Linked DNA regions of Homo sapiens: region 2 is linked to region 1. A link is a loop called in an ENCODE intact Hi-C map of the cell type or tissue named here. Cell type or tissue: PC-3. All regions are shown on one strand. Links, peaks and the distances in the headings refer to the core of each region. The heading gives the core; the rest is flanking DNA.

Region 1 (16,255 bases), core at 3,207-11,206:
TCATTTATTGTAAGATGTGTTCTCAGCGTGGGGTCCTTCCTTTCCTGGGAAATATGACCTCCAGGTGATCTGGATTCCAAAAGGAGAGAAAAGACATGGCTAGGGAAGGGGTGTCCAGTGAGGGCCCTAACATGCAGCCCTTCGGAGGGGCGAAGACAATGACTCAGCCTGGCCAACGCCCTGAACTCTGACTGTCTGTTTCCTCTATGCTGATTGAGTTCAGCAGCCGGCAACCGATGAGACTCCTAGGAAGGGCTCCAGAATCACTGATAGCTGACGGAGGCTTGGCAGCGTGGGGGCCCTCCGAGCCTGGGAAGGTGGGCTTATGTAAATACTGTAATGCAGAGGGTGCTGGAGCCGCATCAAGAGCCAGCTCAGCTGCTGTGCGCTACTGACACAGCCATTCCTGTCTTGGGCCTCAACAACTTCCTCACAAATGAAAATGTTGAACAAAATGAGCTCTCCAAGCCCTGCCAGCCAGGTCTGATGGAAGAGTGTAGGGAGTTAGGCCTTGAAAAGCTGCTCCGCACTGCCCCCTGGTGTCATTGGCTACAGTGACCATTGTCCTCAAACCTCTGGTGTCCATCCACCCACCCCCTCATCCACCTATACGCCCATCCATCCGTCCATCCATCCATGAGCCTGGTACATCTCTGAAGAGTGTGTCAGCTTTTCATTTCGGGGGTAAGGGGAGAAAGGGACCTGGGCCCACATATGGGGGCAATGCTGACCTGAACAAGCAGAGCCACAAGGAGAAGGGGTGACCAGACGGTACCTGGAGCTTGGAACAGTTGTCTGGACTCAGAGGTATTGAGTGACACCCAAATGAGGGAACTGGGCTCCCTGCTCCTGGTGGCAGCTTGAATGATGGTTCTTTGGATTTTTAAGGATGAAACCATCCTGGAAAGTGGACCTTGAGATATAGATCATTTGTCTATTTCATACATACACACACACACACACACCCAATATAGCAATGCTATTGTGGGGATATATATCAGACTTGATGGTTGTCCTTTTGAACTCTATCAGGTGACTTGCAAATTTCCCACAGTATGAGTCCTGCCTCCCCAAGGGAAAGGTCAACACTGGCTTTCCCATCTCCCTTGCACCAAGGCATGTACCCTAAGCTTAGACCACCAGACATACCGTGAGAGACTTGCCTTTGCAGGAGAGGACAAGCTAGGGTTTCACAGAATCCATTTATGGGCAAGAGTTTAGGGCACAATCAAGAGGCTTCTAGGATCTCACATCCAGAACCAGTGGTGCAAGCCAGGCATGGTGTCTGTGCTGTAGTGTGGTGACACTGAGTGTTCCACTGGAGCAGCCTTCATCATGTGACATCGTTCCAGGCTGGGAAGTCTTCACGGTCAATTCTCTGGCCCTCCCATCGGAGAGCCTGTGAATTACATTATACCTTTTTCTGTTTAATCCAGCCAGAATGGGTGTGTGTGTGTGTGTGTGTGTGTGTGTGTGTGTAACTGTTGCTCCTCCTGTGCTAATGTTTTGTTCAGCCTTAGAGGCCTCTGGCCTGGCTTCATTAGACTCCTGACTCCCCAGACAAATAACCAGACTTAGCTGAGCAGCTTCCGAATGGCAAGCCCCATGTCCTCTCTTTCTACAACCCATGCAGGAAGGACGCTCTAAGGCCTGGATAACTTTCTCCCAGTTTACTTTTCCTCTCCCCAAACTGCATTGCAAAACCAGCCATTTCTGTCCAGCCAACCACTTCATCTCCCCTTTCTCCTCCTCTCTCGCAATTCCTGTGAAACACACACATACACACACACACACACACACACACACAAGCAAGAGAGTGAGAGAAAGAGAGAAAGACAGAGGCGTGAGGTGAGGTCAGTGACTCCTAGGCCATAAATTCTGGAATAATGACTCCCTGGTGAACTGACTGACACAGTGCTTTCTCTTTTCTCATAATTTGCATTATAGGAATCTATTCCTCATATTTTGATGCATGGAGAAATCTCTTTCTTTTTTGCGGGGGAGGGGAAATAAAACTTTCTTTTTTCTTTTTTTCTTTTTCTTTTTTTTTTTTTGAGACAGTCTCGCTCTGTGGCCCAGGCTGGAATGCAATGGTGCAATCTTGGCTCACTTCAACCTCCGCCTCTCAGGTTCAAGTGATTCTCCTGCCTCAGCCTCCTGAGTAGCTGGGATTATAGGCGCGTGCCACCATGCCTGGCTAATTTTTTGTATTTTTAGTAGAGACGGGGTTTCACCACGTTGACCAGGCTGGTCTTGAACTCCTGACCTCAGATGATCCACCTGCCTCAGCCTCCCAAATTGCTGAGATTACAGGTGTGAGCCACCGCCCCCAGCAGGGAGATAAAATTCTCTGAATTCAGCTTTTTCCAACTCCTTAATAGGTAACATTTACTGACCTCTCACTATGTAACAAGCACCTTACTTGTGGTGACTCAGCTAAGTCTCACAACAATCCTGTGCAGAAGAAGAACATTGTTATTATTATCATCCCCATTTTACAGGTGAGAAGACTGAGGCAGAAGAATATAATGATCGGGAGACGTTGGGTTACAACTAACAGGAATCCAACTCAAATAAAACAAACAGAAATGGAGGAGAAGAAAGGAGAGAAGGAGGATAAAAGGGAGGAGGAGGAAAAGAAAAAGAAAGAAAAAAAGAAATGCACTGGCCTGGATAAGCAAAAAATCCAGGCAGTGACTTTAGCTTTAGGCACATCTGGATCCAGGGATGCAAACAACAACAACTTATTTGGGCACCTGTCCTCACCTCTGACTCTTTTCTCTGAATTGGGTTTGTTTCAGGAAGCCCATCCATCCCCTAGTGGAGGCAAAGAGGCCATAGCAGCTCTTGCCCACTTCCTACCAGCTCAGCAGACTCTTCCAGCACTATCCTCACACTTCCCAAGGGTGGCTCTTGTAGGCAGGGTGGGGTCTCATGCCCATCAGGAATCTGGACCGACAGAGGAAGGGCAGGTTCATAAGAAAAGTCAGGGTGCTGAGACCAAAAGATGGGACAAGGGATTCTGGGTGGGCTAAAACAGGGGGTCCCCAACAGATTAAGTTGCATAGAAAGTAAGCTGTCCAAATTCAAAGCCAGGTGTGATTTCATCTGAGGTCCATGAATGGCCCAGGAGATCTGGATCTCGTCCTGGTTTTGTCACTAATTGGCTGGTTAGAGGCTCACTTGTCCCATTTGCAAAATAGAAATAATAATACCTGTCCAGTCTCCGTCACTGAGTTATTACAGAAATCAAATTAGACCTTGAATTCGAAAGCACTTTGAAAAGTCAGATACACAGTACTATATTATTCATTTGTATATTTTCCATTGGTTGGTTGAAATCAGCTTAAAATTCTCTATATTTTCCCATAGAAAATATAATTCCCATTCTTATTTTCTTTTTCAAAAACTCATTATGAAAGCAACACATCCTATAAGCAATTTGAAAATATAGAGAAGAAAAAGAAAGAAAAGTGAAATAAAAGAAAAAGAAAAGGCTGGGCGCAGTGGCTCACGCCTGCAATCCCAGCACTTTGGGAGGCTGAGGTGGGTGGATCATGAGGTCAGGAGTTCGAGACCAGCCTGGCCAACACAGTGAAACCTCGTCTCTACTAAAAATACAAAAAATTAGCCAGGCATGGTGGCGGGCGCCTGTAATCCCAGCTTCTTGGGAGGCTGAGGCAGGAGAATCGCTTGAACCCGGGAGGCAGAGGTTGCAGTGAGCAGAGATCGTGCCATTGCACTCCAGCCCAGGCGACAGTGCAAGACTCTGTCTCAGAAAAGAAAAAGAAAAAGAAAAAATCACCCATAGTCTCACCATCCTTAAATAACTATTATTAGCATTTTGGTATTCTTTCTTTCTTATCTCTTCTGTGTATATGCCCACATGTATATTTTTGAAAAAAAAAATATGATAATATTACAATGCTCTTTCAAAATCTGCTTTTTCCCCATCAATAATATTGCAGTCTTTCATGTGGCACTAAATAGTTTTCTACTACTTCAATTTAATGGCAGAATAGTTTCCCATTGTTTAACAAAATACTTCTTGTTAGCTATTTAACTATTTGTAATTTTTCCCTGTTAGCAAAAATCTACCCAATCTAGAAAATTTTCTAGATATGAAATTTTGGATTGGGTTCATGTGCATATGTGTGTGCATGCATGAGTGTGTGTGTGTGCTTAACTTTTGCTCCTCCTGTGCTAATGTTTTGTTCAGCCTCAGAGGCCCCTGGCCTGGCCTCATCAGATTCCTGACTCCCTAGACAAATAACCAGCCTTAGTTGAGCAGCTTCTGAGTGCAAGCCCCATGTCCTGTCTTTCTACAACCCATGCAGGAAGGAGGCTCTAAGGCCTGGCTAACTTTCTCCTAGCTTACAAATTTTGCAAAACTAAGGCTTTAATATCTATTGCACTTCTGGAAAGTTTGCACCAAATCACACTCTCATGAGCAGTGGCCACGTATCCATTCCCCATCACCAATTATAGTAGGTATGACCATGTTGTAAAACTCTAACAATTGTGATAACCTTTTTCTTTTCAAATTTAGATCTGTGGCTGCTTCCCCTTGATTACTTTTTGCAGGTGGAGACTCTTGTCTCCTTCCTGGTTTGTTCAAGGTGTCAAAAAGTTCTGAGCGTTGGTGGCTTGGAAAATTCTATAGTTTGCAGGGCTAAATCGGAAGACCAAAGTTCACATTCCACACCCACATTTAGAAGCCATGTGACTTTTGATAATCTACTCAATTTTGCTGAGCTACAGCGTCTATATGTATAAAATAGAGATCTATATCCAGAATGTTCTGAGAATTGAAAAAAAAATAAAAGGAAATCTAGTCCTGACACGGGCTTGCCTAGCTCACATACCTGTGATCAAATGAAAATGGATGTGAAAGCCCTTTCAAGAGGCATGGTCCTCAGCACACACAAGAGATGCCTTGTGTTTGCTCATTCAGCTTGCTCCACTGTGGTAGTCTCCACAATGGCTCCCAGTGAAGGATGTTTCCTGGTATTCATCCCCTTGTGTGTTGTCTTCTCCTCTTAAAGCAAGGCTGGTCCTGTGCCCTGTTTTTAAATAACAGAATGCAGTGGCTGGGCCAGCACTTTGGGAGGCTGAGGCGGGCGGATCACCTCAGGTCAGTAGTTCAAGATAAGCCTGGCCGATATGGTGAAACCCCGTCTCTACAAAAAATACAAAAATTAGCCAGGCATGATGGCACGCGCCTGTAATCCCAGCTACTCGGGAGGCTGAAGCAGGAGAATCGCTTGAACCTGGGAGGCAGAGGTTGCACTGAGCCAAGATGGCGCCATTGCACTCCAGTCTGGGAAACAAAAGTGAAACTCCGTCTCAAAAATAAGTAAATAAAGGCTGGGCATGGTGGCTCACACCAGTAATCCCAGCACTTTGGGAGGCCGAGGCGGGTGGATCACCTGAAGTCAGGAGTTCGAGACTAGCCTGACCAACACGGAGAAACCCCGTCTCTACTAAAAATACAAAAAAAAAAAAAAAAAATCAGCTGGGCATGGTGGTGGGTGCCTGTAATCCCAGCTACTTGGGAGGCTGAGGCAGGAGAATCACTTGAACCCAGAAGTCGGAGGTTGCGGTGAGTGGAGACTGTGCCATTGCACTCCAGCCTGGGCAACAACAGTGAGACTCCGTCTCAAAAATAAATAAATAAATAAATAAATAAATAAAAGATGGCAGTCAAAGTGGTGCTGTGTGACTTCTAAAACTAGGCCTTAAGACTATCTGAAGAAATTGCTGAGAGACTCGGAGAGGAAGCCACCCAGCTGAGCCCCATCAATCCACAGAACCATGAGAGGTAGTCATACATTTTTGCTTTAAGCCACTAGGCTTTGGGGTGTGTTGTTACACAGTGACGGATTAGCAAGACACCTGCTATGGGTTGGTGCAAAAGTAATTGCGGTTTTGTCGAAGTAATGGCACCACTGCACTCCAGCCTGGGTGACAGAGTGAGACTCCATCTCAAACAAACAAACAAACAAACAAACAACTATAATAGTGATGATAATCCCTGCTGATAAAGCATCTCTCTTATTTGGCTTCCTTAATTAAATTAAATTTCTTAAAGAGTATATATCTAACTACCCTGTAATTTTTACCCATTGCCTCAGCCACCATCCCTGTGGTACCTTCTCTGGGCATGCAAGGCACTCAACACTTTTTTTTTTGAGACAGAGTTTTGCTCTTGTTGCCCAGGCTGGAGTGCAGTGGAGCGATCTCAGCTCACAGCAAACTCCACCTCCCGGTCGGGTGATTCTCCTGCCTCAGCCTCCCAAGTAGCTGGGATTACATGCATGTGACACCATGCCTGGCTAATTTTTTGTATTTTTAGTAGAAATGGGGTTTCTCCATGTTGGTCAGACTGGTCTCGAACTCCCAACCTCAGGTGATCTGCCCGCCTCGCCCTTCCAAAGTACTGGGATTACGGCGTGAGGCACTGTGCCCGGCTCAATACTTTCAATCTGGGAAATGTAGTCTTGAGTAAAGCCAGGTCTTTTAAGGTATTTTAAGTGGGATTCTAAGTCAGTTTCCTTAAAGAAATGTTTTACATAGGTTGATGTCATTGACCAAATATTTACTTTATTTATGGCCACATTTTTGAAGTCTGCATTATGGCATCTTGTGTATCCATGTTTGTTTAAGGGTTGAATCATACTTCTCTTTCCTCAATGATTCTACCAGAAATTCAAAAGATAAAAAGCCAGGCAGCTCTCAGACACAAATGATTGAAACCATTGTTTCAAAAAGACCCTCTTTCACTTGCTCTAAAACCATCTGCTGCGCACCTACAATGGGCCAGATCCTAGTGTAGCTGTGAGAGATGGGAAGGGAAGACAACCTGTGACCTTAAGAAGTCTACAGTGTGTTAGGGTCAGGGTTGGGGAGAGGGTGGCAGGCCAGTGAAAGACTAATACTGAGAGAGAAGGGTTGGGGAAGAGGGAGGCTGCAGAGAGGAATTTCTCTTTTTAGCTTCTTAGTTGAGTCACTCTCCTGAAAACAAAAGTCGGATTAACAAAAGAAAAACAAGCAGAAGTTTATTAATGTGTGATGTACCCATTATGTGAAAGAGGCCTCAGTTTTAAAAGTATTCCTTTCCACCAGGCACAGTGGCTCACACCTGTAATCCTAACACTTCAAGAGGCCGAGGAGGTAGGATTCCTTGAGCCCTAGAGTTTGAAACCAGCCTGGGCAATATGGCAAAACCCTGTCTCTACAAAAAACACAAAAATTAGCCAGACGTGGCGGTGCACACCTGTAGTCCCAGCTACTTGAGAGGCTGAGGTGGGAGGATCATTTGAGTCCAGGAGCTTGAGGCTGCAGTGAGCCTTGATTGTGTCACTGCACTCCAGCCTGGGAGTGAGACCCTGTCTCAAAAAAAAAAAAAAAAGTATTTCTCTCTCAAGGCAGTGGCCTTGCTTAAATAGTATTTTAAGAAAGAGCCATAAATCCTACATAGTGACAAGACAAGAGAGAGAGCAGTTCCCTTTTTAAAAGGTAGGGAAAATGTGGAAAGATTGTAAAATCTGCTTCCAGATTCCTCTGGTATCTGCTGGTGCCTTCTCTGGGTGCATAAGTAGTATGGAAGATCCATTGATCCATCCACCCACAAACCCATTCATTAACCCACCCACCCATCCATCCACCAACCCATCCACCTGCCCATCTACCCATCCATCCATCCATCAATCCATCTACTCACCAACCCACACATTCACCCACCCACACATCCATTCATCTACCTATTGAACCCTCCACCCATCTATCCACCTACCCACCCATCTATCCACCCAATTATCCACCCACCCATCCATCCACCCACTTATCTACCTGCCCACTCATCCATCCAGCTGCCCATTCACCCACACATCCAGTTTGGAAGGATTTATGTCCTGCCATCAGGCAAGTAGAGGGTGAGGTAGAGTGTTCCCATGTTTTAAGGGTCTTTAATTTAACAATCCTCAATATTTTAGGGAGAAATATTTTTATTTCCTTCAAGGCCATGGAAACCCACAGAAGGGGAGCCTCCCCTGCCACATCTGTGACCAGACTTGCTGGCCTGGTTGGGGAGTAAGTGGAAGTGAGGTGGAGTGGCAGTCACCCACCCAGCAGCCTTCCCAAGACCCTCCTTCCCTGACATGTGGGGGTGGCAGTGTGCGGCACACAATACAATGTGTTCATCTTGCTGTTTCCTTTCCTGGGTCAATTGCCCTTCCCAGCCACCTCTGCAGTAGGTGAGGCCATGGGGCCAAGTTCTGACTAATAGGAATGTGAGCAGAGATGCAGCCCTTCCCATCTGGGGCAGTTAAAAACCGGTGCACAAAGGCCGGGCGTGGTGGCTCACGCCTGTAATCCCAGCACTCTGGGAGGCAGAGACAGGTGGATCACCTGAGGTCAGGAGTTCGAGACCAGCCTGACCAATGTGATGAAACCCCATCTCTACTAAAAATACAAAAAAAAAAAAAAATAGCCGGGCGTGGTGGCATGTGCCTGTAATCCCAGCTACTCAGGAGGCTGAGACAGGAGAATTGTTTGAACCCGGGAGGTGGAGGTTGCAGTGAGCCAATATTGCGCCATTGCACTCCAGCCTAGGCAGTAAGAGTGAAACTCCGTGTTAAAAAAAAAAAAAAAAAAAACTAAAACCCAAAAACCGGTGCACCATTTCCATCTCTCTCTTCCCCTGCTGCAGTGATGGTGGAGGCTACAAGATGAAAGGGGGCCACCAGCACACAAAGATTGTCAGGCGAGCAAGAAATAAACCTCCATTGTGTTCAGCCACTGAGATTTCAGGGCTTACTTCTTACCAAAGCCTAGCCTGGCCCATCCTAATACAATATATATCCATTTCTAGTCAATAACATGTAAGGGACATGTGCTGTGGAGTTTCCTTATAAATATTTCCATTTCCAAAGAATGGACTTTCCAATAAAACAAAAGAAACATATTAGGAGTGCTCATTCATGACCGTGGCAAGGTGTCTTCTTGGTTTTGAAGAAAAATCTTATTAGAATGTGAGGCTTGGAACTGTAGCAGTAGAGATGTGAACTTGGGCAGAGTGATAGAGATGAGAGTCCAGAGCCCTAACCTTGTGAAATTGCTGATCTAAACTGCGAGCATCTGATTCCATACTTCTTTTTAAAAAGACAATAAATGTCGTGATGGTGTAAGTCTTTTCTGTTATTTGCATTTGAATGCACCTGCGTTGATACTAGTTTCAGGTGAGGATGACAGATGGTGATAATGGACAAGTAAAATGAATGGCAGTTCTGGGGGCAGGTCATGTCACTTTCTTCTCTCACATTCTCTCCAGCTCCGTCCACACTACAGTCATTGCTGAAAAATGAAAATAATCTGGGACAGTATTTGCCATCTGCAATGTGCTTTCACATACATTTTCTGGCTTTAGGGTGATAGAAGAGTGGCCACATAACGTAGGGTTTGATAGCTCAGCCTCTAGAGGCAGACACACTTGGGTTCACATTCTGACTTGCCACCCTTTTTGCTGTCTGACCTTGGACAAGCTCTCTAAACATAGCTTTCTCATCTGTATAATGGAACCATTATAGAAACTCCCATATAGTGTTACTGTGAGAATAAAATGACATGACACTTATGAAGTGTTTAACATATCACCTGGGATACTAAAAACACTTAATACACAGGAGCCCCTGGAATACTGGATTTTGATTTTCTTTCCTGTTTTTGAGATGGAATCTCACTTTGTTGCTCAGGCTGGAATGCAGTGGTGCAATCTTGACTCACTGCAGCCTCCACCTCCTGGGTTCAAATGATTCTCCTGCCTCAGCCTCCTGAGTAGCTGGGATTACAGGCACCTGCCACCATGCCTGGCTAATTTTTGTATTTTTGTAGAGACTGGGTTTCACCATGTTGGCCAGGCTGGTCTTGAACTCCTGATCTCAGGTTATCCACCTGCCTTAGCCTCCCAAAGTGTTGGGATTACAGGTGTAAGTCACCGTGCCCAACCTGGATAACATCCTGGGATGTTATGGGATAGGCATTAATATTCCTATTTTGGAGTTGAGGAAACTAAAATTTGTACAGAATTTAAGAGACTGGCTCAAAGTCAGAACCAGAATTTGATTCCAGGTCTGGTAGTTCCCTTTTCAAAGCTCTTTGCACAGTAACATGATGTAAAACAAGCAGTAAAACAAAAGAAAAAATTTAAATTGATTGGGCTGGGTGTGGTGGCTTACACCTGTAATCCTAACACTTCGGGAGGCTGAGGCGGTGGGAGGATTGCATGAGCCCGCGAGTTCAAGACCAGACTGGGCATCATAATGAGACCTCGTCTCTACAAAAAAAATTTTTTTTAATTTGAGGTGCTTCTCTTTTGAGTGCCAATAAACAGAATCACTTCCGTAAAGTTCACTCCTTCAAGGGAAGAAATTACTACTGTGGCATATATGCAACATATTGTTAAACTCATTTAACAGATCAAAATTTAATTAACAGATTGCTAAGTTTATGCTGATAATAATATACTCTACAAGTTTTTTTCTTAATCCTCTATTATCAGCTTCTCCTGCCCCTTACCTCTACCTTACAAAACTGAAGTGAAAATGCTTGCCTTCATAATCCATGCAAGGTAGCACATGTGCCATTATGCATAATTTGTGAATCAAACAGAATAATAGCATTTTTCCCCCAAGGCTTTTCTTCTCCTTCATTAAAACCTTTAGTTTAGAGGCCATGCCTGTAATCCAAGCATTTGGGAGGCAGGGGATCGCTTGAACCCAGGAGTTTGAGACCAGCCTGGGCAACAAAACCAGACCTTGTCACTACAAATAATATAAAATTAGCAGTCGGGCGCAGTGGCTCACATCTGTAATCCCAGCACTTTGGGAGGCTGAGGAGGATGGATAATGAGGTCAGGAGTTCGAGACCAGCCTGACCAACGTGGTGAACCCCGTCTTTACTAAAAATACAAAAAAATTAGCCGGGCGTAGTGGCGGGCGCCTGTAGTCCCAGCTACTTGGGAGGCTGAGGCAGGAGAATGGTGTGAACCCGGGAGGCGGAGCTTGCAGTGAGCCGAGATCCCACCACTGCACTCCAGCCTGGGCGACAGAGTGAGACTCCGTCTCAAAAAAAAAAAAAAAAAAAAAGAGAGTCCATTTCAAAAAAAAAAATTAGTTGGGCACACAGTGGCACCTGCTTGTAGTCCCAGCTATTCAGGAGGCTGAGTGGGAGGATCACTTGTGTCCAGGAGTTTGAGGATGCAGTGAGCTAAGATTACACCACTGCACTCCAGTTTGGGCAGCAGAGTGAGACCATGTCTCGAAAAACAAACAAAAAACTAAAAAACAAAAACAAAAACCTTTGTTTACTATCTCCTCTGATAGTTCAGCATTCAAAATAATTTACTTACTGTATTTTTGAAGCTAAGTGACTCTCAACATCAAGTTAGTAGAATATGAAGCAACGCCCTTCACTGTATCAGAAACTGGATTGATCTACTGCCCTTCCTCTACAGCCTCATCCTTTGACATCAAAAAGTGACCAATAAAATACAAGGCATATTTTTCTTTAAGCTCTGCCTAATGACTTACTTGCAACCTAAGTCCAGGAACAAATACTACTAGTACTGAAATAGCATTTGTTTTCTTAAACCTAGCTCAGTCATGGCCTTGTTTGGAAAGCCTGTCCTCTCATCCTTGGGGTGACTTTAATGTGGCATTTACCTCATTGTGCTGCCATTGATCTGCATTGATGTCGGCCTGGCCATGGCTCTGCTGAAGACGATCTCTGCTTTACTCTTCTCTCCATCTCTAGAGCCTTGCACGGCACCTTGCTTGTTGCAAATGGTTTAAATATTTGCTGAAGCAAGTGACGAGATCAGTGCTTGATACATCACCTGAAAGGGATAAGATTTCTTCAGCAAATTTACCTGTAATACCTATTAAAACGTTTTAGTAGGAGATGTGCCGCTCCTGGGGTGAAATCAATCTAGTGAACCTGGCGGGCGAGGAGGTGAAGGCCATAATCAGGTGCTAACTCTTTCTCCTCGGGGCGTACCATTCCTTCTTTCTATGGTTGCTTGATTTGGGTGACACAACATGAATGTGATTCTGAGTGCTCCTATCTACTTCTGGATCATGGGACAGTCCCCAGGGCTCAGTCCTCTCTACTCCTTTCTTTGTCATCTCTCTGGATTCTGTCTATGCACTCTACAAAAACCCCTAGCTTGGTCTTGATCTTTCACCCTTATTTGGGTGTTACCACTTATTTGCAGTGTTACCATCTGCAGGCAGGATGGCAGAGAGGACGCCCCTTGGATGTCTTGCTAATATTTCCTACTCAACCATCAAGGCCAAAAATAATTAGATTCAAAAGCAGAGAGCACAGCACAGAGGACAAAGAAGAAGGGAATCAAGCCAATAAACCGCTAGGTTTGCCTTAGGAAGACGAAGCACTGGGGGGCTTGGAAAGAACGAAGTTGCTGGAATTGTGTCATACAAGCCCAGATGGTAGGGGCCCTAACAACCATTGCCTTCGGGAGCCTGGGCCTCCTTCCCTCTCCTGCAAATCTGCTCTGTGATCTTGGAAAAGTCACTTTCCTCTCTGGGACTCCATTTCATCAGGGTTAAATGAGATCAGAGGTTTCCAATCTTAGTAATGCATCAGATGTTTTGGAGATGCTTTGGAGAGCTTGTTAAAAATGCAGCTTCTTCCAGATGTTCTGATTTAGGAGATTTGGGGGAAGCCAAAGAACCACCGTTTTCAACAAGCTCCATGAGTGAGGGATTTCCTGGACAAAAGACACTGGAGTAGATGATCTCACAGTTCCTTTCCAGCCCTGACACTCCCTCGGTTGTCTGATTAGGGGAGCAGAGGGTAGCCAGGAAATGCTGGCAGCCAGCCAGCTCTCTGTCCAAGAAGTGTAGCCAGGAAAGAAGCCAGATGGCAGGTGGAAGGGGAGGGTCAGGGAGGGTGGTGTTCACGGTGTCATTGACATCAGCACTCTTTAATTGAACTGGACGTGGGGAGACCTCCGGCGTAAGACTCGGGAGGGAACCAAGAACCTTCCTTGGTTTTCCTCCCACCCCAGCCTGAGCGAATCACTCTTCTTTTGCCCCATTCAGATGCTCCAAACAAACGTTACGAACCGAAAAATGAGTTTGTCCCACAGTGTTAAAACTTTTATTAGATTTCATATTTTAAAATTCCAACAAACAAACAAACAAAATTCCAGATTTCTCTTGGAAAATCTAAAAAGATCAGTTACACTGGACTCAGAGCGCCCTGGGACATCAGCTGGCGCTGAGCAGCTGCGCCCCCTTTGGGTGAAAGCATGCATTTCCAGCCTCTGCGATCGTCAGTGGCCAGCCTGACTCATGGTCCTTAACCTGTCAGGCCCCCGTCAGAGGGGGCGTTAGAGGGGGCTCCCTTCACCCTGAAATTTATTCTGGGATAAGCCAGAACAGCAGAGAACTGCTGGATGTAACTGGACATTGAGAATTATGGAGTAGCCTCTGGTACTGAGGTTTCTTGCCTATGTGGAAAGGTATTAAGAAATCAGTGGGGTCTGGCGCTGTGGCCCACGCCTGTAATCTCCAGGACTTTGGGAGGCCGAGGAGGGTGGATCACGAGATCAGGAGTTCGAGACAAGCCTGGGCAACATGGTGAAACCCTGTCTCTACTAAAAATACAAAAAATTAGCCAGGCGTGGTGGCGGGTGCCTATAATTCCAGTTACTCGGGAGGCTGAGGCAGGAGAATGGCCTGAACCCGGGAGGCGGAGATTGCAGTGAGCTGAGATCGCACCATTGCACTCCAGCCTGGGCGACAAGAGTGAAACTCCGTCTCAAAAAAGAAAAAAAAAAATCAGTGAAGTGGGACTGACTGCTGTGTTTACGACAGGACTGCTGTGGAGAACATCGACCACTACACCACATGGTTTCTTCTCTGTGGAGGCCCAGTGGAGGAATGGATTTCTTTAGTCTCAGTACCAACAGTGCTTCTAGTTGTGTTTCTTCTGAGGATCAGTTGTGTTTTTAAGTCCTCTAAATGGTGTACAGGATGGTTTCTTTTTTTCTTTTTCTTTTTCTTTTTTTTTTTATACTTTAAGTTCTGGGTTACATGTGCAAAACCTGCAAAACCTGCAGTTTTGTTACATAGGTATGCAGGTGCCATGGTGATTTGCTGCAGCCATCAACCCGTCACCTACATTAGGTATTTCTCCTAATGCTATCCCTCCCGTAGCCCCCCACCCTCAACAGGCCCCGGTGTGTGGTGTTCCCCTCCCTGTGTCCATGTGTTCTCATTGTTCAACTACCACTTATGAGTGAGAACATGCGATGTTTGGTTTTCTGATCTTGTGATAGTTTGCTGAGAATGATGGTTTCCAGCTTCATCTATGTCCCTGCAAAGGACATGAATTCATCCTTTTTAATGGCTGCATAGTATTCCATGGTGTATATGTGCCACATTTTCTTAATCCAGTCTATCATCGATGGACATTTGGGTTGGTTCCAAGTCTTTGCTATTGTGAATAGTGCCACAATAAACATACATGTGCATGTGTCTTTATTGTAGAATGATTTATAATCCTTTGGGTATATGCCCAGTAATGGGATCACTGGGTCAAATGGTATTTCTAGTTCTAGATCCTTGAGGAATTGCCACGCTGTCTTCCACAATGGTTGAACTAATTTACACTCCCACAAACAGTGTAAAAGTGTTCCTATTTTTCCACAACCTCTCCAGCATCTGTTGTTTCCTGACTTTTTAATGATTGCCATTCTAACTGGCATGAGATGCTATCTCATTGTGGTTTTGATTTGCATTTCTCTGATGACCAGTGATGATGAGCATTTTTTCGTATGTCTGTTGGCTGCATAAATGTCTTCTTTTGAGAAGTGTCTGTTCATATCCTTTGCCCATTTTTTGATGGGGTTGTTTGCTTTTTTCTTGTAAATTTGTTTAAGTTCTTTATAGATTCTGGATATTAGCCCTTTGTCAGATGGATAGATTCAAACTTTTCTCCCATTCTGTAGGTTGCCTGTTCACTCTGATGATAGTTTCTTTTGCTGTGCAGAAGCTCTTTAGTTTAACTAGATCCCATTTGTCAATTTTGGCTTTTGTTCCCATTGCTTTTCGTGTTTTAGACATGAAGTCTTTGCCCATGCCTATGTCCTGAATGGTATTGCCCAGGTTGCCCAGGTTTTCTTCTAGGATTTTTATGGTCCTAGGTCTTACGTTTAAGTCTTTGATCCATCTTGAGTTGATTTTTGTATAAGGTGTAAGGAAGAGGTCCAGTTTCAGTTTTCTGCATATGGCTAGCCAGTTTTCCCAACACCATTTATTAAATAGGGAATCTTTTCCCCCATTGCTTGTGTGTGTCAGGTTTGTCAAAGATCAGATGGTGGTAGATGTGTGGTGTTATTTCTGAGGCCTCAGTTCTGTTCCATTGGTCTATATATCTGTTTTGGTACCAGTACCATGCCATTTTGGTTACTGTAGCCTTGTAGTAAAGTTTGAAGTCAGGTAGCGTGATGCCTCCAGCTTTGTTCTTCTTGCCCAGGATTGTCTTGGCAATGTGGGCTCTTTTTTGGTTCCATATGAAGTTTAAAGTAGTTTTTTCCAATTCTGTAAAGAAAATCAGTGGTAGCTTGATGGGGATAGCATTGAATCTATAAATTTTTTTGGTCAGTATGGCCATTTTCATGATATTGATTCTTCCTATCCATGAGCATGGAATGTTTTTCCATTTGTTTGTGTCCTGTCTTATTTCCTTGAGCAGTGGTTTGTAGTTCTCTTTGAAGAGTTCCTTCACATCCCTTGTAAGTTGTATTCCTAGGTATTTTATTTTCTTAGTGGCAATTGCGAATGGGAGTTCACTCATGATTTGGCTCTCTGTTTGTCTGTTCTTGGGGTATAGGAATGCTTGTGATTTTTGCACATTGATTTTGTATCCTGAGACTTTGCTGAAGTTGCTTATCAGCTTAAGGAGACTTTAGGCTGAGATGATGGGGTTTTCTAAATATACAATCATGTCATCTGCAAACAGAGACAATTTGACTTCCCCTTTTCCTAATTGAATACCCTTTATTGCTTTCTCTTGCCTTATTGCCCTGGCCAGAACTTCCAATACTATGTTGAATAGGAGTGGTGAGAGAGGGCATCCTTGTCTTGTGCTGGTTTTCAAAGGGAATGCTTCCAGTTTTTGCCCATTCAGTATGATATTGGCTGTGGGTTTGTCATAAATAGCTCTTATT
Region 2 (11,830 bases), core at 3,831-11,830, 54 kb before region 1:
TGCATTTCATATACAGACTTATACTTAATAGAAAAAGAAAAAACAAAATGCCCATATATGTTCAACTTTCATAATCTTTTTTTTTTTTTTTTTGAGACAGAGTCTTGCTCTATTGCCCAGGCTAGAGTGCAGTGGTGCGATCTCGGCTCACTGCAACCTCTGCCTCCTGGGTTCATGCCATTCTCCTGCCTCAGCCTCCCGAGTAGCTGGGACTACAGGCTCCTGCCACCATGCCCGGCTAATTTTTTGTATTTTTAGTAGAGACGGGGTTTCACTGTGTTAGCCAGGATGATCTTGATCTCCTGACCTCGTGATCCACCCGCCTCGGCCTCCCAAAGTGCTGGGATTACAGGTATGAGCCACCGTGCCCGGCCCATCTTTCATAATCTTATAAAAGTGAATATTAATTTGAAAAAGAAACATCCTATTATAGTCAGCATTCTTTTGTTTTTATAACTAGTTAGAGATTCATTCATTTGTTCATTCTTTCTTTCTTTTTTGTTTTTTTGAGATGGAGTCTCCCTCTATTGCCCAGGCGCGATCTTGGCTTACTGCAACCTCCGCCTCCCGGGTTCAAGCGAATCTCTTGCCTCAGCCTCCGGAGTAGCTGGGATTACAGGTGCATGCCACCATACCTGGCTAATTTTTTTGTATTTTTAGTAGAGACAAGGTTTCACCATGTTGGCCAGGCTGGTCTCGAACTCTTTAGGTAATCTGCCCTCCTTGGCCTCCCAAAGTGCTGGGATTACAGGTGTGAGCCACTTCACCTGGCCTCATTTGTTCATTCTTTCAACATTTGTCTATTGATTGTCTGTTACAAGCAAGGCACCATTCTAGCTATTGTGATAGAGACTTCAAGTTCCCCTTATATTATATGATTGTTTCCTTCTCCCAGTTACATGGGAAGATTACTCTTCCTCCCTCTGGTACAGCCATGTGACTGATTTTAACAAATGGTTTGTGGGCAGAAATATCACTTTCAGACAGGAACAATTAATTGCCAACGGGAGGCTCTCCAGGTCTCTGTTCCCTCTGCTGCCACATCAGTTTCAGATGAAAGGGCCCCTGAATCCCAGAGTGAGGATGTCATGTAACAGAGGCCCCTGGATGACCCGAGATGGACATGTAGCATGATGAGAAATAAACTTGTCTTGTTTTCAGCCTCGGAGACCTGAGGGTTGTTGTTACTGCAGCATCACCAAGACAATTCTGACAGTTACACTTCTACTGTCGGGGACTCAGGGGGTGGTCCCAGCATTACAAGCACTTGTGGTGTGGGAAGGGAGGTAAGACTAGTGCGTAAAAAGCCCATGAGACATAGAACAGAATACAATTAATGCTGGAAGTGAGGCACATGTACATGGCTATCGGAGTTCACGAAAGGGATCATATCTAGTGTGGCTGAAGACAGGGTAGAAATCAAGAGTGTTCAGAAGCAATAGCATGGGGTGTAGGGTAATACAGGGAGGACAGTGAGAGGTGACCCTGAAAAGGTGGGCCGGGCCCAGATTAGAAGGGCTTCAAAGCCTAGACTGAGGATTTTGAATCCTGGACAATTTTTGAAGTGGGAGGCAACATTATTAGTGTTCTTCTTTACAAACTTAAGGAGGAAGATAAGTTGGAGGAAAACAGAATACTGGACATTGGGATACAGATTAAGATACTTTATTGCATTTGGCTTATTATCAAACAACCTAAAAATGTGTATAGGCTTTGACCCCACAATTCTGCTTTTATGAATTCATCTTAGAGAAATAATTAAGAATGTATGTGATTAATATAGTTGCAAGGGTGCTTACCATGAGTGTGGGTATAAAAGTAAAAGATCAGAAATAGCCTAGACACTTAATAGTAGGAGGTTGAGTAAATAAATGGTATTAGATCTGTAAAATAGAAAGCTACGCAGCTATTAGGTTGGTACAAAAATAATAGCGATTTTCCCCATTACTTTTAGTGGCAAAAACCGCAATTACTTTTGTACCAACCTAATAATATTGTTAAAGTCTATTGACATGAAAAAATATTTATGATATGCAGTTAATTACAAACAGTATTGCAGCATAATTCCATTAATATGCACAGACAGAGGTATATATACCAAAATATTAAGTGAAATTATTTCAAGGCAGGACACAGTGGCTCATGCCTATAATCCCAGCACTTTGGGAGGCCGAGACAGGCAAATTACTTGAACTCAGGAGTCTGACAGCAGCCTAGGCAACATGGTGAAACCCCGCCCTACAAAAAATTACAAAAATTAGCTGGGCTTGGTGGCACATGCCTGTAGTCTCAGCTGAGACTGGGACTGAGATGGGGGGATGGCTTGAGATCAGGAGGTAGAGGCTGCAGGGAGCTGTGATCGCACCACCGCACTCCAACCTGGGCGACTGAACAAGAACCTATCTCAGAAAAAAAAAGTTATTTCAAAGTGGTGGGATTCAAGACATTAATTTTTTTCTTCTTTTTTGCTTACCTGATTTTTGTAAAGCATCTACAATGAACATATATACTTTATGTAATAAAGAAATTAAGTCATTCATAAACAAAGATTTTGAGGTTATCTCTGCAGTCTATGGGTGAAGTTGCTTGGGAATGAAAAAGAAAAGGACAAATGTGAGACACAATCCAGCAAATGTGTCATGACAATTGACAGGACGAGGCAATTGATTAGTTAGAAAAAGCACACAAGAGAAGGGGTCACTGTTAACTACTTTGAGTGTTGAGCGAAGTTATGGACTGAACGTTTGTATTCCCCTAAAACTCATCTGTTGAAATCCTAACCTCTAATGTGATGGTATTAGACGGTATGGCCTTCAGGATGTGACTAGGTCATGAGGATGGAACCCTCACAAGTGGTATTAGTGCCCTTATTAAAGGGCCCCCAGAGAGCTCTCCAGCCCTCTTTCTTCCATGTGAGGATACCAGGAGAAGATGGCTGTCTGTGACCTGGAAGAGGAAGATGGCCATCACTGAACCTGACCATGCTGGCACCCTGACCTCAGACCTCCAGCTTCCAGAACTATGAGCCACTCCTTCTATGACACTTTGTTATAGCCACCTGAACTAAGACAAATGACATTTTATCAAAGATTTTTAAATGGGTAATATTAGAAGCCTCCTTTTAGCACACACACCAATAGCCTTTTCTTTCTTTCTTGTTCTTGATGAAGTCCTGTGATTTCCATAGCTCTTCCTCTTGGGATAGTTCTTTGCAGAGCTTCTTGCCAGTGTTAGCAAGATCTTTGTGTCTCTTATTGGCTGTCTGCTACTAGGCACTGAAAAAAACAAAATCAATTTCAGAAAATAACATATTTTATTTTTTAAAATGTCTGATTCAGGTGGTACACGTGTAGGTTTTTATATGGGTATATTGCATGATGCTGAGGTTTGAGCTTCAGTTGAACCCATCACCCAGATAGGGAGCATAGTACTCAATACGTAGTTTTTCAACCCTTTCCTTTGTCCTTGTGGAGGCCCCAGTGCCTATTGTTCCCATCATTGTGTCCATGTATACTCAATGTTTAGCTCTCACTTATAAGTAAGAACATGTGGTATTTGGTTTTCTGTTCCTGCATTAATTCACTTAGGATAATGGCCTCCAGCTGCATCCATGTTGCTGCATAGGACATGATTTTGTTTTTTGTATGGCTGCATAGTATTCCATTGGTGCATATGTACCACATTTTCTTTACCCAGTTCACCGCTGATGGGCACCTGGGTTGATTCCATGTCTTTGCTATTGTGAATAGTGCTGTGATAAACTTGTGAGTGCAGGTGTCTTTTAGGTAGCATGATCTATTTTCTTTTGGGTTTCTACTGGATAGACACCCAGTAATGGGATTGCTGGGTCAAATGGGAGTTCTATTGTTAGTTCTTTGAGAAATCTCAACACTGTTTTCCGGAGGGACTGAACCAATTTACAATCCCACCAACAGCATATGAGTGTTCCTTTTTCTCCACAACCTTACCAACATCTGCTATTTTTTGACTTTTTAATAACAGCCATACTGTCTGGTGCGAAAGGTTTTGATTTGCATTTCTCTAATGATTAGTGATGTTGAACATTTTTTCATATGTTTGTTGGCTGCTTGTATGTCTTCTTTTGAGAAATACCTGTCCCTGTCCTTTGCCCACTTTTTAATGGGGTAATTTGTTTTCTTCTTGTTGATTTGTTTTTTATAGATTCTAGATATTAGTCCTTTGTCAGATGCATAGTTTGCTAATATTTTCTCCCATTTCGTAGAGTGTCTGTTTACTCTGTTGATAGTGTCTTTTGCTGTGCAGAAGCTCTTTAGTTTAATTAGGTCCCACGTGTCAATTTTTGTTTTTGTCGTGTTTTCTTTTGAGGACTTAGTCATAAATTCTTTGCCTAGGCTGATGTTCAGAAGAGTGTTTCCTAGGTTTTCTTCTAGGATTTTTATAGTTTGAAGTCTTACATTTAAGTCTTTAATCCATCTTGAGTCAGTTTTTGTAGCTGGTGAGAGGTAGGGGTCAAGTTTCATTCTTCTGCATATATTTAGCCAATTTTCCCAGCACCATTTATTAAATAGGATGGAAAATGACATATCTTAAAATTTAAACTTACCAAACAGATCACTTAGAATAAATTTTTAACATGACAAAATGTTGACTTCACTGTTTAATTTTTACCTCAGTGCTTCTGTTTCATTCAAAGCATAGATTTGTTGTTTGTTTTTTTTGGATAGAATATTAACTGATGGAGAAAATGAAGGAAAAAGTCAAAATCTTAGGTGCTAATATTTTTTAATGACAAATTTATTTAGATAAACTCTGAAATGATAACTAAGTCAATGTGAAAACTCCACTGCATTTACATAGAATTTTTTTAAGAAATGTAAACCACCTGGTAATAATAAAAGGATAATAAGAATAGATAACATACAAAATATATACTCTGTGACAGGTACCCTCCTAAGATCCTTACATATATTATCTTATTTAATTTTTGGGGCGTTTTTTTGAGACAAAGTTTCACTCTTGTTGCCCAGGCTGGAGTGCAATGGCATGATCTCCGCTCACCACAACCTCCACCTCCCGGGTTCAAGTGATTCTCCTGCCTCAGCCTCCCAAGTAGCTGGGATTACAGGCATGCGCCACCATGCCCAGCTAATTTTGTATTTTTAGTAGAGACGGGGTTTCTCCATGTTGGTCAGGCTGGTCTTGAACTACCGACCTCAGGTGATCCTCCCACCTCAGCCTCCCAAAGTGCTGGGATTACAGGAGTGAGCCACCGTGACTGGCCTATCTCATTTAATTTTTACAATCTTATAAGGTAGGTACCATTATCATTTTACAGGTGAGAAACTGAGGCACACAGAAATTAAGTTAGCTTGCCCAAGGTCATAGCCAGCAAGTGATAGTAACCTACTCTAAAACTACCAGTTTAAATATGGCTCAATTAAAAAATGTGCACATGAGGTGAACTAGACTTCGTACTTGATGCTAGAGGGAGATATACAAAGACTCTTTCTTTGAAGATTTTGAAATCTAGACAAATATCATAAAATGTTAAATACTAATACAAGAGTGAAATAAAAATTCCAGACAATCTTTTTAAAAATCCACAAAGAATGATTTAACTTCCTTAAACTTTCTGCTTAAACAAGTTTTCAGTAGTACTCTACATAAATGAGCACGCGTAATTTCTAATTCCATCATTGTTAAATTTTTTTGCTGCAGTTAATGACTTCTACAGGAAGTTATGCTTATACAATAGCCAAAACATATGCCTACGAGGTAGAAGCACCAACACAGAAATCAACAATATCCTGGGCTAATTAAGTGTATTTCACATTATTATACTGAACCCACTCTTCAGTTCCACCTTAGCCAGATTATCTGTTCCTATAATTACCCATCATGGAAAGGACCCCCTGTAGGTAGGAATTTCAGGCACATCTGGCAGCCAACTGCACAGGACCCTTCCATCTGCACATTTGCTCTCATGAAAGCCCTGTGCCTGCACTTAATTGGGGGTATAACCAGGTATCTCAGAGACAATTTGGTTGGTGAAAACCATATTATTTTTATCCAAATTGATGTGATGGTCTGATGACTGCAACCACTGAGAACACCGTATTGAAAAAATTAATTTATCTCTTTGTACCTGAAAACATGGACTGACTAACCTTTCCATTTTTCAACCAATTATTTTGACATCTTTTAAATGCAGTCAGAAGATAAATGCTGCTCCACTTCCTTGTTTTTCATTTTTCTTGGCCTCGGTCCAGATGTGGGTATAAATGTTACTTTGTATAAAATGGAGCTGGTTGCTAGTGCTTAATTTTCATGAGGGTAAGGACACAAATGTCTTGCATTAGTTCTGTGAGTTATGGTAAAACCCTTTTCAGTCTTTTTTAGGAGTTAGTGATGTGTTTGATGCTGTGAAGGTTAAGGTAACAGCAACTTCTGTTACAGGTAACCTCTCAAATCTCAGTAGCTTCATCCAGTGGAAGCTCATCTCTCATTCACATAAAGTCAGTCACCAGTGGGGACCCTGGCAGATAAGAGAAGAAAAGAGAGGATGTGAACAATTGAACGGGCAGCTTTTCTGAGCTCTGCCTGGGAGTGACACAGCCCCTTCCGCTGGCCAGAAGGCTCGTGGCCTTACAGAGCTTCGGGAAGTGGGGACGGGGAAGGCAGGGGCTGGCAGACTGGTAGTCCCCAACTTTACAACATGGAAGGGGACTGCAAATTTTCTGGTGAAAGGCCAAGTAGCCACCTGTGCTACAAGTACTAAATCCTGAGGAATTATATATTAGAAAGGGTGAACTCTGAACAGGTCTTTAAAAATAAATGTTTTATGGAGTTTGCATAGAGTGACTAATTTCAGTAAAAGAAATTATATCTATTGATTAAGCACCTACTATGAACAAGTCTCTTGATATACCCAGTGGAAAAGTGGGGAGAATGGGGACAGGTACAAAGATGAATGAAAGAAACATGGTCTGTCTCTCCATGAAGCATGGCAAGGAAATGAATGAAATTTTGTGTACATTATATACGATCTATAAGATGTAATTTAAAACATAATTTTACCTACAGGAAAAGGAGCAAGAAAAATATTTGTAAAGGAAATATTTGCTTTATTTTCTGATTCACGTTTTCATCATAGAAAATTTTAAAAATACAAAAAGGCGCAAAGAAAAAATCTTTCAGCGTCCCTAATCCTATCTCACAGAGATATTCACTATGAACATTTTTCCTTTTGACTTTACATATACACATATTTGAAAAGTTAATGTATGAGGATTTTTTCCAAAGTACTGAAGTTAAGAACATCAGTTGACCTGAATTAACTTATTTGTAATCATGAAGAAATCCTAGAAAGAATGCCAAAGTAAACTGTTTTCCTCTGCTGGTATCTGGAGCACTAAGGTCCATGATTTATCATTAAAAGAGGAGGGGCAGAGGAATGGTTACACCAACTTTCTTTTTTCTTTTTTCACCTCAAATTTTTACTCTGAAACAACCTTTAAACACCCAACAAATAAATGAAAACTTGTTGCTGCATCAAAACCATCATCGAAATGAACTGAAATACCCTTCATTATTCAACCTACAGTGTGTGCAAGGGCCACCAGAATGTGTTCTAGGAGAAATGGCTGCAAGGCCAGGGGGTATTAGGAGAACGTTTCTGGCAGGAATAACTGTCCAAAGGCAACTGGGCTAAGCTAGGAGCTCTCTATCACTAAAGAACCTGGAGCAAAAACTGGAAGACCTCTCCTCTGGAATGCCGAAGAGGGGATCCAAGTATTGGGCAGGAGATAGAGAGGTGCCCTAAAATCCTTTCCCACCCAGGGTGCATAGATATATACCCCATAGGGTCCTGCAGGAGACGATCTGAAGCAGAACTTATTTGAGCTGTTTGGGATTACACAGTCTTCTATAAAACTGGCCCAATCAGAAGATTTCCTAGTCAGCTTGTTGTCCAGAAACAGGCTTTCCTAGCTCTGCGGCGGTTAGGAGTTAAATGCATCACCGTTGGCTCCCCAGACACTGCTGGGACTCAAATGGGTGCAAGAGTGAAGGGGAAGGTGGGAAAAAGATGGAGAAGCAGGGGGGAAGGAAGCCACAGATGTCATCTTTTCAGGATGCTCAGAATTAGCCCTAATGCCCTATAGATAAAGGATTGGTCTGAGAACCAATCAACTCCTTATTTCTGTTTGGCAGCCACCTTCCTCTTCCCCGATCTCCTCTTATTTCAGGTCGGGCTGCAGCAAAATGGCCCAAATTGATCTCGAATCTTTCCAATTTAGGCCATGGAGACACAATCGATATTGTATGGAAAGAATCTCAAGAAGAGATACTTCTTTGCCACATCATGAATTCTCATTCCGTCATTCTCATCCTTTGATTGGCTGCTTTGATCAAACGAGTGGAACTCTAACTTCGAACAGAAAGAGAAAAACAGGGTCAGTAAATTGTGCCATCACACAGGAAAATACCTAAACTAGTCACACTGTTTTGATTCAATTGGCTACTGAAGTTATAGAATGTTGTTTACTCTTCTCTCCTTTGTCTACTCCCCAGCCAACAAAACAACCGACCTTAGCTGTTTTGAAAATAAATGAAAATTCCAACATGGGTTTGAAATAAAATTGCATCATAAACAATCGGTAGGTGTTTTTCAAAGTGGTTTCAGGGAAGTGCCACGGAGTAAGCAGGCGACCACCGAGGCTGCTAAAATATTTCCTGTCCTGACCAGGGTTGCGTTTCTGGAGAATATTTAACAGGGAGGGTTTTAACGCTTTTAAAGATGTTGAAACTAAAGAACAAATATTGACCAGAGGGCACCACAACGCTCCTGAAAGAGAGTAAAATACATCCTTTATAAAATGAAAAACTACTTGGATGAATTATTCCAAAATTCCTGCACAAGTGGACCTCAGAAGGCAGACGGAGGCGCCAATTTGGCATGGCCAGGGCCTGGGCACTCACGCACCAGGGAGCCTCGCGGGTCCGCTCTCGCTCTGTGAGGCCACGGTCTTCCCGCCAGGTTGACTCGAGCCTCCTGCCAGAGCCACTGGCCCCGGAGGCCACCCTAGACCGCAGCTGGCGGCCGCTGGCACGAGTGCAGGGTAACTGAGCCAGGGCCGCTGGCGCATTTGGCCTGGCCGAGGCCACCCCGCGCGGCCGCTCCACTGTGCCCGAGGCTGTCCTGGAGGTGAGGCCGGCCCACAGGGACCCTGCCCGTGCCCGGGCTCCGGTGAGTCAGGGCGCGTTATGCAAGTGCCCCCGGCGCCTCCCCTTCGGTCTTTCACCCCGCGCGGTTACGAAAGCGCGACCCCCTCCCCCCGGCGCTATAAAGCAGCGGGGCGGCCGCGGCGCGCTCGCCTCCCTCGCTCCACGCGCGCCCGGACTCGGCGGCCAGGCTTGCGCGCGGTTCCCCTCCCGGTGGTGAGTCGCGGCCGGGGCCTCGGGGCCGGCGGCGGGATGGGCCGGGGTGGGGTGGGGTGGGGTGAGGTGGGATACGGCGGCGGGGGTCGGCTGCCGGGCACTGACGGAGGCGCGTCTCCCGCAGGGCGGATTCCTGGGCAAGATGAAGTGGGTGTGGGCGCTCTTGCTGTTGGCGGCGCTGGGCAGCGGCCGCGCGGAGCGCGACTGCCGAGTGAGCAGCTTCCGAGTCAAGGAGAACTTCGACAAGGCTCGCGTAGGTATCGGCCCAGGGGGCCCAGGCGGCCCAGGTCCCCACCCCATCCCCGCCCTCCCCGCGGCCCGCCGTGCGCCCCCGGACGCCAAACCCCTGCTGTCATCCTTCTCACAGTTCTCTGGGACCTGGTACGCCATGGCCAAGAAGGACCCCGAGGGCCTCTTTCTGCAGGACAACATCGTCGCGGAGTTCTCCGTGGACGAGACCGGCCAGATGAGCGCCACAGCCAAGGGCCGAGTCCGTCTTTTGAAGTCAGTGGCCGCCGGGGCAGCTGCGCCCTTTGCGCTCCAGGGTTCCCCAAGGGCCCTGCCTGCTGATCGCCACGTGGGCATTGTGAAGGGAAGGGAGCACCGAATGGGTGGAGGGAGGGAGGAAGCCCTTTGCCCGGCTTGGCTGAGGATCCCCTTGGCTTTTGCAGTAACTGGGACGTGTGCGCAGACATGGTGGGCACCTTCACAGACACCGAGGACCCTGCCAAGTTCAAGATGAAGTACTGGGGCGTAGCCTCCTTTCTCCAGAAAGGAAGTGAGTAGTCAGCTCTGTGGGACTGTCTTGGGAATGGGGCGCCTACCGGGCCAAATCGCTGGGTTTCTTCTCCAGAGGTACCTACCCTTAGGAAGAATGGCCTGCGGAAAGGTCTGGAAGTGTCAGGAACCCGCAGCACCACCTGAGGTTAGGGGAACAAGATTGGGAGCAGCTACCTACCCCCTCCCCAAACCTCAGCTCAAGAAACCTGGCCTAAGCTCAAAAGGACCTTTCGGTTTGTCAGGTGTCATTTTCCCCACCAGCCACTGTGCCAAGGTGTGTGCTTTCTCCATGCTTTCTCCTCCTGTCTTTCACATCACCACTCCACCTAGCTCTGCATTTCCTCCGTCTCTTTGGGCTGAATCCCTGAGACAGCTTGACTATCTGGGGCTCCCACAGAGGCCGAGAGAGCCCTATCCAAGGACGGAGGGAACACTGTGCATAGGGGTGGATGCCTCCCAAGTGCCTGGCCTGCTGATGCTGAGATTCTGAGCCAGGCACAGTGTGCTGTGGCTGTGGCCTCTTCCCTTTCCACTAAGCTGTGAAAATCAGATGTGGAGGGGAGTGATGTTGAGGACTTGTAGAAGAACATCCTAAAATTTGGCCTAATCATGAGAAAACAGTGTCTACATGCTCTTTTTCCCATTTTTTTCCCCATTTATCCTAAGTTTCAAATCAGGAATCTACTTGGTAGCTAGAGAATAATGCAGGCCAGGGGACACATATCATGGAATCTTAGAGAGGGAGAGTTAACCTTTTGGAGGGGGTTCAATATGTAGATGAATAAACTGAGGCCAAGAGAACTTTGCCCAAGGACATGCAACAAGTTTGTTAGAGCCAATGTCAGAAGCCAGGCTTCCAAATCTCAGGCCAGGATCAGGTGGCCCTGAACTGCAGGGACTCCTAATCCAGACCAGCTTTTGCAAAGTATTGTTTGAGCTCTTCTGTGAGATAGGACCAAGGGTTGTTCAGGGAGACTCTCTCTGCTCGGTGATCCAGGGTAGAAGTGTCCTTTATTGTAACCCTTTGCTCTCCATATATGGCACACCACCCTCTTGGACTTCCTCTAAAGTTGTGTGTTGGATGAAATTGCATTTTTAAATTTTATTTAATTTTTAATTTTAATTTATTATTATTTTTTTTTTAGAGACAGGGTCTCACTGTCACCCAGGCTGGAGTGCAGTGGCGCCATCATGGCTCACTGCAGCCTCAACCTCCTGGGCTCAAGCCATCCTACCACCTCAGCCTCCTGAGTAGCTGGAACTACAGGCATGGGCCAGCATGCCTGGCTAATTTTTGTATTTTTTGTGGAGTCAGGGTCTCCCCAGCTTGCCCAAGCTGGTCTTGATCTCCTGGGCTCAAGCCATCCTCCCATCTCGGCCTTCCAAAGTGCTGGGATTACAAGTATGAGCCACCATACCTGGTAGAGAAAAAGCTTAGAAGCTTTATTTTTATTTATTATCCTTGGAAATAATAAAAATTATTTCAAATAGTGCAGCAAAACATCCCAAAGTGATTTATTTAGAGTAAAATATACTTTTCTGATAATGGATTACAAAAATCAATACCAGAGGTACAAGATTATTAATTTTTAGAAAGAGGAAACACATATGTTCTATAGCATTTTGAGAT

What was found. Hi-C counts contacts between places; a loop is a spot of excess contacts. Peaks named below come from ENCODE experiments on the same cell type or tissue, not always from the same donor. Only the 100,000 strongest peaks of a DNase experiment are listed, where the experiment ranks them.
Region 2: it touches region 1 in a loop (6-fold over the local background); 4 of 110 quality-filtered maps call a loop at or near these places.

Annotation. Positions count from the first base shown.
Region 1 is chr10:93,539,248-93,555,502 of GRCh38, reverse strand. No RefSeq gene overlaps it. Among named protein-coding and RNA genes, the nearest start is that of FFAR4, 19 kb to the left of the region's middle. RefSeq lists a silencer at 13,296-13,385. In PC-3, for the core only: no CTCF peak of the experiment used is centred there; a DNase peak (open chromatin) is centred at 6,582; H3K27ac peaks cover 1,978 bases.
Region 2 is chr10:93,598,761-93,610,590 of GRCh38, reverse strand. It overlaps RBP4 (retinol binding protein 4), which reads left to right and starts at 9,356. Exons shown (of 6, transcript NM_006744.4): 1 at 9,356-9,420; 2 at 9,545-9,673; 3 at 9,788-9,924; 4 at 10,092-10,198. The coding sequence starts at 9,563. In PC-3, for the core only: no CTCF peak of the experiment used is centred there; no DNase peak of the experiment used is centred there; H3K4me3 peaks cover 726 bases.